2 separate regions of the Homo sapiens genome follow, and region 2 is linked to region 1. Evidence: chromatin loops called from intact Hi-C (ENCODE). Cell type or tissue: Calu3. All regions are shown on one strand. Region 1 overlaps CUBN (cubilin). Region 2 overlaps CUBN (cubilin).

Evidence for each region. Hi-C counts contacts between places; a loop is a spot of excess contacts. Peaks named below come from ENCODE experiments on the same cell type or tissue, not always from the same donor. Only the 100,000 strongest peaks of a DNase experiment are listed, where the experiment ranks them.
Region 2: it touches region 1 in a loop (3-fold over the local background); 2 of 110 quality-filtered maps call a loop at or near these places.

The regions. Positions count from the first base shown.
Region 1 is chr10:16,963,766-16,968,765 of GRCh38, forward strand. All of the region lies in intron 31 of CUBN (cubilin), which reads right to left. Among named protein-coding and RNA genes, the nearest start is that of RSU1, 150 kb to the left of the region's middle. RefSeq lists an enhancer at 4,625-5,000. In Calu3, no CTCF peak of the experiment used is centred here; DNase peaks (open chromatin) are centred at 2,476 and 4,786.
Region 2 is chr10:17,113,081-17,118,080 of GRCh38, forward strand. CUBN (cubilin) reads right to left here. Exons shown (of 67, transcript NM_001081.4): 7 at 2,391-2,517; 8 at 947-1,109. Among named protein-coding and RNA genes, the nearest start is that of CUBN, 14 kb to the right of the region's middle. RefSeq lists an enhancer at 2,088-3,287. In Calu3, no CTCF peak of the experiment used is centred here; DNase peaks (open chromatin) are centred at 2,321 and 2,681.

The DNA of each region.
Region 1 (5,000 bases):
AAAAACAGAATAATGAGTGAATAGAGCAAGTTGAAGAAGGATATGTAGCGTGTGACATGATGTACATAAAGTCTTAAAATATGCAAAATAATATTTCATAGTGTGTATGGATATATGCATATAATGAAAAAACTATAAAAACCTTCATGGGAATCACAAACCAGAAATCTCATTAGCAGTTTCCTCTGGGACGGGGAACAGGGCATGGGATCAATGATAGGAGCATGTGGGACTTCACCTGTGTCTTGAACAGTTCATTTCTGTTTGGGAGAAAACAAAAGAACTTGAAGCAAATGTGGCAAAATATGAAGATTTGGCCAGTCTGGACAGGGAGAAGTTTTTGTATGTTATATACTTTGTATGCATTATATAGTCGGTATTTCTCTACATACTTAAAATATTTCATAGTAGAGTGTTCAATAAAGAAAAGAAAAGCTATATAAAGGAAATAATAGGAAATGTACTAAGATTCACATATAAAGATACTCCTCATAGCATTGTTATAACAAGAAAAGAAAAAACCCATTAATAATCCAAATGGTTAATAATAAAGCGTGGCTAACTGAATTACAGCACGTCCATTTCATTGACTAGCCAAAGAAACTATTTAAGAAAATTTCAAATAATATGAAGTGAAAAAGGCAAGATACAAAATTATATATAATATTATCTTAACTATGCATGTTTGTGTGTACATGAGTGCGTGTATATATTTGTATGTGTGTGTTTGTGAGGGAAATAAACCAAAATTTCAATAGCTTGTATCTATATTGTAATACTAAGGATGGCAATAATTTCTTATTTCTTCTTTTCTGTATTCTACAAATTTAATATGAGGAGCATGTAAGGTTTAAAAATAAAATCTATATTAAAAGTTCTTTAGTGTTTCATCACTCGGACGCATAAGTGATTACATACAGACATGAAAGGGCACTATTCATATAACAGCACTGCAGCACCCAAGCCAGATGGCTACTAACGCCAGTTAATCTAGCCTCTTGCTGCCGCCAGGAATGTATCAAGTTTAATGGACGTGGCTTCTGTTTTAAGATCTCCAAAGCATCTGTTCATTGCCTAATATCTACAACTGTGCCCCAGTCCTCTCCCCTAAGCCCTAGGCTTGTATAGACAACTGTATCGTAGACATCATCTCTTCCATGTTCCACAAACCCCGAAAATCAGTGTCTCAAACTGAAGCCCTCTTCCTGTCCCTCTCATTTCTCCCTTACCTACATTTCTTGCCACAGTAAATGCCGGAAGCATGTACCCAACGGCCAGACCGTTTGGGGAACCGCCCCCATCCCTGCTACATGTAGTGGATCAGCATGTTCTAACATCTGTTTGTCCGATGTATCGCTTGGCTCCTTCCCTCTACTTCATCCATGTCCCTCTCTGGTGTCTTGGTGTGGGGCCTCATTACATCTTGCCTAGGCCACTACAACACCCTGAAATTTCCCCTGCCTTCCATTTGTGTCTTCCTTCCATTCAGTCTCAAAACAACTCAGTGCACAGCGTGCGCTTTCTAAAATGTAACATCACATACTAAAGTAAAGCTGAGCATACATTTTTAAATTGCACGAAATAAAGACCAGTAATCACGCATGCTTTGCCTAAGCACTAAAGACCACGTGATTGACGTGGACGTGATGCAGAGCACTTCAGCGGCTGCCCCTCTCTGCTGTAATCAAAACCCTGGGGTGATTAAATGGCTCGTGACCACCTGACTGAAATGTCAGTCATCGTTTGCACCCCTCATGACTGAGGGGGAAATGAATTGTAGCTTCCTCAGTAATATCTGTATTTTTATTTCTAAAAAAAAAAAAAAAACAGGAATATATTCCCTGAGATTGTTGGAAAGTAGGAAGTGAGGAATTTTTTTCTACTGGATTTTTTATCTTGTTTACTAAGTTTCATCTTGCTCAGGGAGAAAATTTTTTTAAAAGATTCCTTAAGATCTTTAACATAGCGTTAATAGTAATAGAAGCAGGAGTCATTGTAATAGAAAAATTAGGAATAGCAGCAAATACTTATCTGAACCAGACACTGATAGGTACTTAAATACATTTGTTTACATTTGATTCTTACAGTTCCACTTTGCAGCAGGGAAAACTGAGCTCTGAAAACATACATGACTTGCCCAATCACACGCTTAGCAGTGCAGAGCCAATATACAAACCCCATCTGTCTGACGTCCGACCAAGTATGATTAAACCTAGAGAAAAGGTGAAATCAAGTTGTATTCATTCAGTTAGAATGTTGAGAGACCATGATTCTGTGAAGCTAAGTGAGATATTCACGGTCTCCAAGAAAGAAAACCACAGCAGCTCTGGAAATAGGGTGGGAGTCCCCCATCCTTTGCATCTGAACCTGCAATCAAGCATCCTCAGTAGCATTTGAGAAAGTCTTATATTGGGCTCCCGTGGCTTTCCAAGTGGTTGGCATCTGTCCTGCATTCCATTCCAGTGAACGTGCATGGGATTCCCAGCATGGCTCACTTAGCAGAATGGGTAACAAAGAGCACAGTGTCTGGGGTCAATACATAAACCCAGAACTTCTATCGTTGCCACATAAACTTGATTCTATTCCTGGATTCAGATATAAAGCTCCTCCTTGTCCTTCTCTGGTCCAACCGCCATTCTCTGGTCTAGTGTGGCCTCCTTCTCACCTGGACCCTTATGCTTTACTACATTTTTTTTTTTCTGAGACAGAGTCTCGCTCTGTCGCCCAGAATGGAGTGCAGTGGTGCAATCTCGGCTCACTGTAGCCTCTGTCTCCCAGGTTCAAGCAATTCTCATGTCTCAGCCTCCAAAGTAGCTGGGATTACAGGCATGCACCAGTACACCCAGCTACATTTCGTATTTTTAGTAGAGACAGGGTCTCACCATGTTGGCCAGGCTGGTCTTGAACTCTTGACCTCAAATGATCCACCCACCTTGGCCTTTCAAAGTGCTGGGATTACAGGCATGAGCCACTGTGCCAGTCCCGCTTTGCTACATTTTTAACTCCAGATGGTAACACAGGTCTCCTGCCCTGGATTGCCTTTGATCTTAGCAGGGTGCAAAAATGTGGTGAAGAATAAGACATTTAGGGCACAGGAGAGATAATTCACATGGAGGTGCAAAGTGATTTTGAGGATCGAGAGTCCATGAGGTATTTTCACATGTTATAATATGGCGGTATACCTGCTAATGGAATTGCCACTTTGGAATACGAACTTCTCCAAAATAGAGGAAACATTAAGTGATAGGGAGGGAAATCCCTCAGGAAATTATACAAGCTGTTACAGTCATAAATGTGAATGCGGAAGGAAATGAAAATATTACTCATTATAGCATCTCTTCTTGGGGCTGAGGAAGGAGGAAGCATCAGTTTCCTTTGTCAGTGATTTTTTTCCAGTTACGCTCCTTGGAAATTCAATACTAAGTTCAATTCACAACCCCACATCTCATATCACGATGCGTTCACCCCTATTTCTTTGTTCTACACTCTCCCACTCAGTCTTCACATCTTACAAGAGACTATAAACTCTAAAAACTTGCAGTTGTTGCGAGCACTGACTCAAAGATTCCTGGAAATGTTGACATGAGAAGAAATCTAAGATGCTCGTTTTACTTTCACAAATAAACATTTAAGGAGAGTCTGAGCTGAAATGGAAACCAAGCCAAACCAAACCCGTGTCCACAGATTGAGAGCTGTGGCTTCAACTCAACTCTTCCTTCATCTTGCAGATTCAAAGCACTGGCTCAGCATTTGGTTGTTAATAAGACACCCGCACCAGGAAGCAAAGTAGCTAAGCATGTTAATACAAATGCAAGTCACAAGATAAACGTTTGAAAAAGATCATCCTCAAGTATCAGATGGAAACAAAAATTCCTGTGGTGGGGCGTAAAGGAGGGAGGGAAGAAAGAGAGAGTGAGAGAGAGATACAGGGAGGAGAGAGAGAAAGAGACAAAAAGGGAGAGGGAGAGAGAGGAACAAAGAAAGGGAAAGATAAGAAGAGAAGGAGGGAGAAAGAGAGAGAAGGAGAGACGGAGAGAGAAAGAAGGAGAGACAGAGGGAGAGAGAGAGAAGGAGAGACAGAGGGAGAGAGAGAGAAGGAGAGACAGGGAGAGAGAGAGAAGGAGAGACAGAGGGAGAGAGAGGGGGAAAGAGGAAGAGAGGGAGAGAGAGCAAGAGGAAGAGGGAAAGAAAGAGGGACAGAAAGACAGGGAGAGAGAGAGAGGAAAAGAGAGAGAGAGGAAAAGAGAGGGAGAGAGGAAGAGGAGGGGAGAGAGAGAGACTGGTTTCTGTCATGGATTTGTTTGTAAAACAGTAAATATTTAAAGAAGACTTGTTTCCATCATCTCTTTGAAACCCAGAGTTCTATTATTCCTGTGTCTGTTTGCTCTGCTTTGGAAACCATCAGTGTTTTAAAAGGAAACACATCATGGGTGGTGTATTACAAAAATACAACAAAAGAGGATGCTGCGTTAGGTATCTGCCCTGTTCCACCCTGCATTTTATTGTCGAATAATGGAACAACAACAGACATTGCAGCTTTGGGTGGGAGCACAGGGAATTTTTTTTTTTTCCGGATCACATCAGACACTTTTCTTTCTTTCTCCTAGATAGCCACAAAAAGCTTCAGAAGTTACTAATCATATTGCTTTTGCTTTTGCTTTTTGGTACCAGGCTCTGTTAGCCCTCGTTTGTGTTTTCCTCCAAATGAGAGGCAGGACCTGGACCATGGTCGGCTTGCTTTGAGCTGCTCCTTGCTGATTCTCACAAAGCAGACATTCCAATGATCTGAGCAAAGAGGATGCTGGAAGCAGAGGTCAGGAATCTCCAGGGGCCAGCTGGTGCTGCTGAACGGACTTTCCTCTTCCTGCTCTCACACTGAGCTACAAGCAGCCTTTCTAGGAGATCAATAAGAGCTTGCAGAGCTACATGAATCGAAGACTTAGAAGAAAGGCTCTAATTAAGCAATTTAACTGTCAGTCAGAGGTCACTTTAATACTCAG
Region 2 (5,000 bases), 150 kb after region 1:
CATGGCAAACCCCATCTCTACTAAAAATACAAAAATTAGCCGGGTGTGGTGAGGTGTGCCTGTAATCCCAGCTACTCGGGAGGGTGAGGCAGGAGAATCGCTTGAACCCAGGAGGTGGAGGTTGCAGTGAGCTGAGATCATGCCACTGTACTCCAGCCTGGGTGACAGGGAGAGACTCTGTCTCAAAACAACAACAACAAAACAAAACAAAACCAGCTACTATTATTACATTATCTTTGTGGCTCCATTTCTAAGAACATCCCTGGAGCGCAGATGAACCTGAGGTCTGGCTAATTGCCTACCAATGCACCCAGCACAGTGCTTTGCTCATAGTAGGCATCCTACAAAAAAAAAAATGTGTGGAATATATGATGACTATCTCATAAAACAAAAGATGCCCTCGGATTCAAACACAGGCAGTCTTTGACTAACGGAGCCCATGTTTTCCATGACTCAACATATGGCATCCCTGGAGATTCAGTTGCTGCAGGGCATAATGGAGCTGGATACCTCTGTTTAGGTCAAGGCCGCAAGATACTCTAATGACACACCCAGGCAAGAGCTACTAGACTGTGGTGGAGATGCAAAGAGGTCAAATAATTTCCCCATGTGTACAAACATCTGGTTAGTATGAAAGGTGGGACTAGAGTATCTCTTTTGATCTCAAATCTGGTCAGTTGGTGGTCACTGCAATGCAGTGTCTAACTTACAAATTCTATGGCTAACCTTGCCCCAAAGTCTGACTCTAGCACAGTTTTGGACAAGCCTCCCCCTTTTGACGTGGAATTGTGATAGCAGTGAGATCGTCGAGCAGAACCAGGACACAAAACTGGATTTGAACACCTCCTAAGAATTGTCTTCTTACTCATCAATAGTGAAAGAAAATTGGTTCTGGCACCTCGCCAACCTGGCATGCAGAGCCTGGCTTGTGGCCCTGAGAATGTACCTGTTGGACAGGCCCCACAGTAGAAAGAGCCTTGAGTGTTGAAACACTGCACAAGTGTGGAGCAAGGCCCGGGCTGGAAGCTGCACTCGTCTCTGTCCAGCGTGCAGGCAGGGCTGTTGGGTGAAAACATCCACCCAGCATCACAGACGCAGCTGTACTTGGGCTGGCAGGATGACAACAGCGTGAATAAAGACAATCATGAAAATCAGCAAGAAAAGCCTTTGAACATTTCATCAAGCCCCTAACTGTTTATCCTCTAACGTTCATTTCCATAAGGCCAATCCACTGGCTTCTCTTTTTCTTCCCATATGATTAAGCATTTAGACCAGACCATGCAAAAAGGGAAACATCTTTATTTCAGAGTAAAAGCAAGCTATAATTTCTCCCAAAGATGCCAGGGAAAGAGTAACAACAATCAAGAACTGTAAGTCAATATAATTAAAGTCAATCAACTCAGCCTGCTATGTTTTTAGAGGGAAAAACACCCATGTAGGCACAGACCTTGGAAAATCAATTCCGTTTGTTTTTCTTTGGAAAGTTCTTCCTCCTACCCACCTCCTCAACCCTTCCATCCCCATCATTGGACGGGAATTATTTTCCATCACATGGGTAGAAAAAATACAACTAAAAATAAAGAATTGAAGTTCTCATGAAGAGCCAAGCCAGCCAAGACTGGACAACCTTGAGGGTCAGGAGTCAAAGTCATCAGGACGCAGGGCATGGAGGGTCGTTCTGGGGAGTGGGCTCTTAGAGTCTGCAGCAGTTCCAGAGACCCAGGCCGGGAAAAGTCAGACTCCTTGAAACCACATGTTGCCAACAAGACTGGTCCTTTTATATTCCTGTGTTTTGTCACTGTTAAAATAAAACTTACAAGGCCAAGAGAAGGTCTTATCTCAGAGAGAGTCATGACGGGATAATAAAAATGGTCCCATTTCGGCCGGGCACGGTGGCTCATGCCTGTAATCGCAGCGCTTTGCGGGGCTGAGGCGGGTGGATCACCTGAGGTCAGGAGTTCGAGATCATCCTGGCCAACATGGCAAAACCCCGTCTCTACTAAAAATACCAAAATTAGCCAGGCATGTTGGCATGCTCCTGTAATCCCAGCTACTCAGGAGGCTGAGTCACGAGAATTGCTTGAACCTGGGAGGTGAAGGTTGCAGTGAGCTGAGATCGTGCCACTGCACTCCAGCCTGGGTGACAGAGTGAGGCTCCATCTCAAAAAAAAAAAAAAAAAAAAATCCTATTTTACATAATGACATCTTAATCTCTGGGTCCTACTTCCTGCATAGTTCATCTCCCCTCCTCGCCTATGTCCTACTTACAGACAGGAAGTGACTTCACCTCTGTAAGCTCCAGGTAGTGCTTGTATGCAGTGGGCATAGGAGGAGGAGGAGCTACTAACCATGGCTCTCTGCAAGGAGGCACATTTGGGGAAGGGACCCACCTCTCCAGCTTGCTCTCGCATTAAATCCTCACAGATGCCATGGACACAGCGTGCCACAGAACCCCCTTCACAGTCGTCATATTTGGATGCACACTGGGGTCCGTACGTCTCAGGTGGGCAGTGACAACTGTTGGTTACACAAGAGCACAATGTCAGGGCACGCGCTTTGGGGCCAGTGCCTGTCTCTTAATATCAATGAGAAAAATAATTCAAATTACAAATCAACGATGTTAACTTGGAATCGTCAGCCAGCAATGCAAATTTACTGACTGGAGTCTCGGGAGAAAATCACTCTGCTGTGCTCCAAGTGGTGGATTGAGTAAATACAATGTTGGTGAATCACAACTTATTATCTGGTAAGCCTAGCACTATAAATTCTTGTGTTATCAGGTCATCAAACAGCATTTTCAAAGGTCAGATGTGTATAAGCCAAAGGTAATGGAGTTAGTTCAAGAAGGTAAAGGGAGAGATCAGCAAATCCATTCATCATCTGTCCAATTGGACCTGCCATGAAGCACAGGCAACGTGGGCTACACTGATAACTCTGAATGCTCTCTAGGATTATATAACCCCACACGCAATCCAGTGTCCACACCTCACAGTCTATGATCATTATTATTATCTTACAAAGGGCAATATGTCTTCTATCCATAAAAAGCGTAGTTATATAATATAATACAGTGGCATTTCTTTCATAGCCACACTTGAATTTCCAACAAAATGTGGTAATTATTACACTATGCGTAAGCTAGCAGTGGGTGCTTTGTTACTAGAAGATTTAAGTCCAATGATAATCAAATAAGCAATGTTGTTTTAAGCCCTTGTCATTGTTAAAGCTGCTTTAGCCTTATCTCTGCAGCTTAATGGGAACTTCTATGATCTGAGCATGGGAGCTAGGGGAGGAGGAGGGTAGAGGAGTCCCAGAAGCCTAAGCCTATCCCCACATGCCAGGGCACATCTGATGGAGAGGTAGGGCCAGGCCCAGAGGTTGCCGATTGCCGGACTTGAGCAGAATTGGCAAGAAAAGCTCTCATGGGGGAAATGACTGTTGGTGCCAGGGGTCAGAGACAAGGAACAGGGCGTGCCTGCGTGGCCAGGCCTCCCTCCCATGCCATTCTACAAAGGAAAAGAGCTATTTTAACAAGACACAGTGAGGTACAAGGAGCTTAGTAATGTTCATGGATGACAATGTATGAACGACATTGTGGGAAATTAGCATTTGACTGTTTGAAAGGCATCAAGAACCAACCTCCAGGCACAGGATTCGGCTTGCCTGTGGTGGGCCCCAGAACCAATTGCTGGGGTGGCAGCTTTTTGGCAGTTTCTAAGGAAGAGGAGAGCAATGAGTGTGGCCAGAAATGGAGAATAAGAATGCAGGGAGCACCATCCATGCATTCAAGTCGGGAGGCCAGACTTAGCAAATAAAAATACAGCATGCCCAAATAAATGTGAGTTTCCAATAAATGAATATTTTTTGGTATAAATATGTTCCATGCAATTTACGACATCAGTATATATTTACATAAAAGCTGATTCATTAATATATGACATTTCTGAGCATTCCAAAGTTGCCTTTGGAACGGCTCACTAAGATAAAGTCATAGGAAAATAACAATAAATGATTAAAATTAAAGAGAAATTGAATTATCCATCCCCCCCATAGACATTTATATTCCCCGCATCTCTCTCTACTTTCCTTCTCATATTGTTTTCTTTCCTCTTTGTCCTCCCATCTTTACATAGAATATTTGTATAGAGAATTTAATTAGACTCTTGAGGATTATGGAACTTTAAAACAGTTCATACACATATTTGAGCATTTGATCCAGGAGACTTCATTACTAAAAGTTTACTTTGCCACCTGTCCCAACACCTCCCAACAATGTTTAAGAATCTTTTTTATTTTTGTTTTTGTTTTTTTTGAGATGGAGTCTCACTCTGTCACCCAGGCTGGACTGCAGTGGCATGATCTCAGCTCACTGCAACCTCCGCCTCCCAGGTTCAAGCAATTCTCCTGCTTCAGCCTCCCGAGTAGCTGGGACTACAGGTGCGTGCCACCACACCCGGCTAATTTTTTATTTCTTTTTTTAGTAGAGATGGGTTTTCACCATGTGGTGAAACCAATTGATTAGTTACTGATTTAGCAGAAGTCTCTTTTCTAGAGGTAGAGGCTGGTCTCGAACTCTTGACCTCAGGTGATCTGCCCACCTCGGCCTCCCAAAGTCCTGGGATTACAGGCGTGAGCCACCGCACCCTGCTGAAGAATCTTTAAACCAACTGTTACTAGCTTTCTATTTTCTATGTCTGGGAGATCTGAGTGTTTGGAAACCCCTGGGATAAGATTGCCTAGGTTTAAATTTTGGTCCTTCCTGTTAACTGTTTACCCAGACAATGTACTAACTCCCTCTGCCTCAATTTCTTATGAAATAATAGTGGTAATCTCTGTGAATTATGGTCATATTGCAGTCTACAGGCATTCCCCTGTAGCAAGTGCTAAGAAGATTGTCTTTATTTTATCACTAAGTGCTTAACTATTGCAAAATGACATAAGATTTGAGAGGAGATTCTGGTTCATGGACCTGCAGTTAAATCCTTTCTCTTTATCTCTCT